2 separate regions of the Mus musculus genome follow, and region 2 is linked to region 1. A link is a loop called in an ENCODE intact Hi-C map of the cell type or tissue named here. Cell type or tissue: left cerebral cortex. All regions are shown on one strand.

Region 1 (2,500 bases):
GTTCCACACTCTAGCTATTCCCAGCCCTTGCTGCATCTTGGATTTTCTGTAAAAATTTGACTCATCTTTTAACCACTTCTTCTAGTTGAGAAATTACAGATCAGTGATATTATTTATTTTTGAGACCATCTTACTTTGTAGCTCAGCCACTGCTCTAGCCTCAAGAATCAGAGATCCCTCTGCCTCTGCCTTCCTGCTACTGCTATTAAAAAGTGTGTGCCCATGCCCAGCAGCAGTAGTCAGCAATCGTAGTTCTTAAAGTTTGATGAGTATGGGCGTTCCTAGCCACATCATTTGTTGCCCAGAAACCCGCAGCTCTGAATGTGTGTTAAAACTGCATGAGGAACTATTTTAATGCTAGCGTTCCTGCGGTCTCAGTCCAGCTCTTCCTGCCTTTGTATAATATTCCCTTCCCTCTCTCCCTCTTTCCCTTCCTCTCTCTTTCTTTCTTTCTTCCTTTCTTTATTTCTTTTTCTTTTTTTCGAGGCAGGGTTTCTCTGTGTATCCCTGGCTGTCCTGGAACTTGCTCTGTAGACCAGGCTGGCCTCGAACTCAGAGATCTGACTACTTCTGCTTCTCAAATGCTGGGATTACAGGCATATGCCACCATGCCCAGCACTTCCCCTTTGCATTTGCATGTGTGTTCACCTGTGTCACCATGCTTGTGGAGGTCAGAGGACAACCTGTAGGAGTTAGTCCCCTCCTACCATGTGTGTCTAAGGATCAGACTCACTGCTGATATCAGGTGCCGTTATCCACTGACCCACCTCATCCTCTGGACTTTACCTCTTTGCAGTAGGTTTGTTTACAGAAAGAAGCTCGTTTCCTTTTTAGTTGGGGGGAAACTCTATGCCTACCCAAGAAAACCTTCACTCACAAACCATTGGGAAGTGAGAAGTAGATCTATTTTTCAATTTAGAAATGTCTTTGCTAATTCTGGAAAGATGTGCCTGTTATAGAACATTTGGAAAAGAGGCAGATTTTCAGATCTCAAAAATAAATTGGCTCCTCAAGAAATGTGAAGCACAGAGTGCAGATTCCTGCAGAGGTGAGAGGGCCTCCTGGTGGCAGCCTGTCCTGAGAGGCTGAGGGGACTGGGTGACTGACCCTCCCCGTGTTGCTGTTGTTCTTGCTGGGCTCATGGTGTAGATCTGTGATTAGAGGGTATGCGACACCACGCCCGGCCCCATGGCCTTCTCTCTGGATGAAACCATCCTCTGCGGCCTGGCAGCAATCCCTCCACAAGGATGGACTGGTTTCTGGTAGGAACTCGCAGGTCACATGCGCCATGGGTTAATATCATGTAGGCCTGCAAAGGAAATGGAGATGCCTTTGTCTCTGCCTTTGTGCTTTCGTAGCTCCGTGTCTGTTAGACATGGAAAAGCAAGAGTGGGTTGGTTCCAACTAAAAACTGCTCACTTCACCCTCTACTCTGTGTGCAGTGGCCTGACGCCTCCCAAACGCAGCCGTGGGAAGCCAGCCCTGTCTCGTGTGCCCTTCCTGGAAGGTGTGAATGGAGACTCTGACCACAGTGGCTCAGGTGAGACTATCGAGGCAGAGCTGGGGAAGACATGTTCCAAGGAGCAAGCCGTCCAAGCTGCTCGCATCTTTAGCTTGTGTTGTATTTTGAGTTTATGTTGCTGTGATCGTGATCATGGTAAAAGCAAACCTGAGGGGAAGGGGTTCTCTTCACTTAGAGCCTGCAGTCCATCCACTGTGAAGCAGAGCCGTGGAGGAACGCTGCTTACTGGCTTGCTCCCCGTGGCTTGCTCGGGTTCTTTCTTATATGGTCCTGGACCACCAGCCCGGGGATCTCATCAGCCACAATGGGCTGCGTCCTGCCCTCCCTTATCAGTCTTCTGTTAAAAAGATGCCCACTGACTTGCCATAGGCCAGTGATGGAAGCATTTACTCAATCAATAGTCCCAGAGGACCCGTGTCTAGGTTGATAAAAACTAAATCAAAGCAAAAACACTAGCCAGCACAGTTTGAATAGTTAACATGTGCCCATGGAGGCCGAAAATCCAGAAGCTCTAATGGAAGCCAGCATTCCCCACTGGAACATTGGCTGCTAACTGTGTGGTTGTTTTTTCAGAATTACTTAATGGATATTCAACCTGAAACCTGTGTGTGTGTTTGAGAGAAGTATAGAGGGCCCCCATTCCTTTCTTCTAGGTCATGGTAGACCCTGGAAATCCTTTGCTTTCACCAGCCTGCCCAGCGGCCCTCTGTGTGGGAGGACTTTTCATTGGTTTCACTGAAGCCCTCCACAGGAGAGATTTCAAGTGTCTTCCTTGGTGCTGTGATGAGTATCTGCTTGCACAGGTCGTCCCACCCATGCAGTGTTAGGTTGCAGGAAGCGTGTGTTTGTAGCTCTAGCTGTTGTTGCTTCGCTTTGCTCTCTAGCGTCTCAGTGGTAATGTGTCACTGATAACCTGGCTCTGTCGAGAATGTCTGTTTCGCCTGATAGAAAAGCAGGCAAGGCAGGGCCGCAGGAGGC
Region 2 (2,500 bases), 52 kb after region 1:
ATGGACCCCTCCTCTTGTGCCTCTCCCCTCAGAGGGCCCATGGTTTTGCCATGTTTAAAGGATTGCTAAAAACAATCAGGGCTAAAAATGTTGCTCAGTTGGTAGAATGCTTGCCTAGCACACATGAAGCCCTGGGTTCGATTCCCCAGCACCACACAAACTGAAGACAGTCGAGTACTGTAATCCCAGTACTGGGGAGGTAGAGGCAGGAGGTTCAGGAGTTCAAGGTCATCCTTAGCTCCACAGGGAGTTTGAGGTTAGCCTGGGCTACATGCCATCCTATGTCCAAACAAAATCACACAGCAGAATAAGTGGTCAGCAAAGACTTAAATGTTTCCAGTTTGCCCCCCCCTCAAAAAAAGCTCTGTGGACATAGCTCTCACACACCCATCCCCATGACATCTGCAAAGACACTGTCACTGTCCCCATTTGACAGATGAAGAAAGTGAGGCTGTGGGTAGTTACAGCTACACAGCCAATGAAGAGTAGTGCTGGGGTTTGAACTGAAACACCAAGCTCTGTACTTAGGACCCAGATGTGTGGTCTCTGATTCCCCAGAAACTCCCACCAACTCCCACAGTGGAGGCTGGTGATACTCTGGGAACAGGTGACTGGCACGCTGACACGCCCACCCGTACTGTGTTAGCAATTGCTTCCCAGCTCTCCTGGGCAGATTGTGGGGGATAGGAGGTATAGCCCAGGGCTTGCTGATATGGTTCTGGGAAGAGAGGATATGGGGAGTGTCTATTTATAGTGTCTATGGTGGGACGCTGGCTCTCTTGGTGGCTACAGCATCCATTTATATTCCTCTGTTACCATTTAGATTCTGCAGGAATATTACTATCGGGGATACAATGATGCTGTCTCATACCTGCGGAGACTGAGTGAGTACCTGGAGCCTAGGGGCGGGGCAAGGAGTGTGGCAGGGGTGGGTAGAGGACAGTGTCCCAAAGCTGTAGCCAAGAAAGCTGGACAGAAGGACAGAGACCTAGCAGCCCACACTGCCCAAGACCGTGAAAAAAAGTATATATAAAATATGTTTTAGTCTTTTGAGACAGGGTTTCTCTGTGTAGCCCTGGCTGTCCTAGAACTCACTTTGTAGACCAGGCTGGCCTTGAACTCAGAAATCCACCTGCCTCTGCCTCCCAAGTGCTGGGATTAAAGGCGTGTGCCACCACCTCCTGGCTTGTTTTTGTTTTTCGAGACAAGGTGAGGAACTTGAGGTTGGGAAGATGTTATAATTTGATACGTAAATTTTGGAGGCGACTCTGTTTCCCCAGACAGGCACATACACACACACCCTCTGCATCTGGGACACCGCTTAACTACACCCTCGGGTTCCTGTCTCAATGCAAAGGAAGCCCAGGTTCTTCCCGGGCTCCTTGTGATGCTCGCGTCGTCCGCCAGGTGGCGCCAGCTCGTTGGCGCCAGCTCACGTGCAGGAGTCCCTCCCTCCCGCCAGGCTTCTTGGATTTTTCTACTGGCACAGGTTCAGGAGCTACTGGTACCCAAAGCCATACTATCGGTCCCACCTGCCACTTGAAAGCAGTCAGAATGCTCTCTGCTTGGTTGAGGGGGGAGGGGAGGCACTCATCACACACAGGATGAAGCCGCCCTGGACCCCTCAATCTCATCCTCATCCCGTCTCTCCTCCCTCTCTTGCAAAAGCTCTCATACACCCAGCTACTCCTACAGCTAGGAAGCCGTTAGCCCCACCTGCCTCCCTGGCGTGGGAAAGGGGAGGCTGACCGATGCCAGTCTGCTCCCAGCTGTGCCCAGCAGGCCTCGCCCGCACTCTTTCCGACAAGGTCCTCCCATACATGCATAATCTATCATCTGGGTCTTTCTTCAGAGGCTGGGACCGGGACTCGATTAGAGTACTTACCTAGCATGCATGAAGACCTGTGTTTAATTTCCAGCACTTCATAAACCTAGCAGGGTAGTGCATGAGGTAATCCCAGCACTGGGAATGTGGGGGAGGGGTGGGATCAGGAGGAATAGAAGTTCAAGGTCATCCTTGGCTATGTAGTAAATTTAAGGCCAGGCTAGCCTGGGCTACATAAGATCTTGTCTGAAAAACAAACAAACAAACAAAAAAACGGAGCTCCTGGAGCTCCTTTATGGTCCCCCCCAACCTTCGCCAACACCCCTCACCCCTACGATCTGATCTCTGTCCTTACAATCTTCTTGCCTAGCTCCCAAGTTCTGGGGCCACGCTGTGCCCATCATGTATCATATTTATGTAGATTTTGCAGACACACCCATACTACACTATGTGCACATCAGATCTGATGCGCTGCTGTGTGTGGCTTGTTTCTCTTAGATGCAGCGTACCTTGACTCTCCCAGCAAGAGAGTGATTTTCCCGAGGGTTGAAGTATACTGCCAGATAGAGGTCGCCCTTGGCCATGAGCCCCCACCTCCGAGTCTGCAGAACCTGCCAGCCCTGAGGAGAAGCCCAGCAGACTCCTCACAAACCCATGCACAGGGGTCTCCCAAAA

The links. Peaks named below come from ENCODE experiments on the same cell type or tissue, not always from the same donor. Only the 100,000 strongest peaks of a DNase experiment are listed, where the experiment ranks them.
Region 2: it touches region 1 in a loop (2.5-fold over the local background); 5 of 42 quality-filtered maps call a loop at or near these places.

The regions. Positions count from the first base shown.
Region 1 is chr17:28,826,902-28,829,401 of GRCm38, forward strand. It overlaps Brpf3 (bromodomain and PHD finger containing, 3), which reads left to right. Exons shown (of 13, transcript NM_001081315.1): 10 at 1,443-1,540. Among named protein-coding and RNA genes, the nearest start is that of Gm35883, 4.7 kb to the left of the region's middle. In left cerebral cortex, a CTCF peak has its summit at 1,031; DNase peaks (open chromatin) are centred at 231 and 1,113; H3K27ac peaks cover 1,548 bases.
Region 2 is chr17:28,878,613-28,881,112 of GRCm38, forward strand. It overlaps Pnpla1 (patatin-like phospholipase domain containing 1), which reads left to right. Exons shown (of 10, transcript NM_001034885.3): 5 at 824-884; 6 at 2,324-2,500. Among named protein-coding and RNA genes, the nearest start is that of Pnpla1, 21 kb to the left of the region's middle. In left cerebral cortex, a CTCF peak has its summit at 1,408 (motif pointing right); DNase peaks (open chromatin) are centred at 594 and 1,416; H3K27ac peaks cover 331 bases.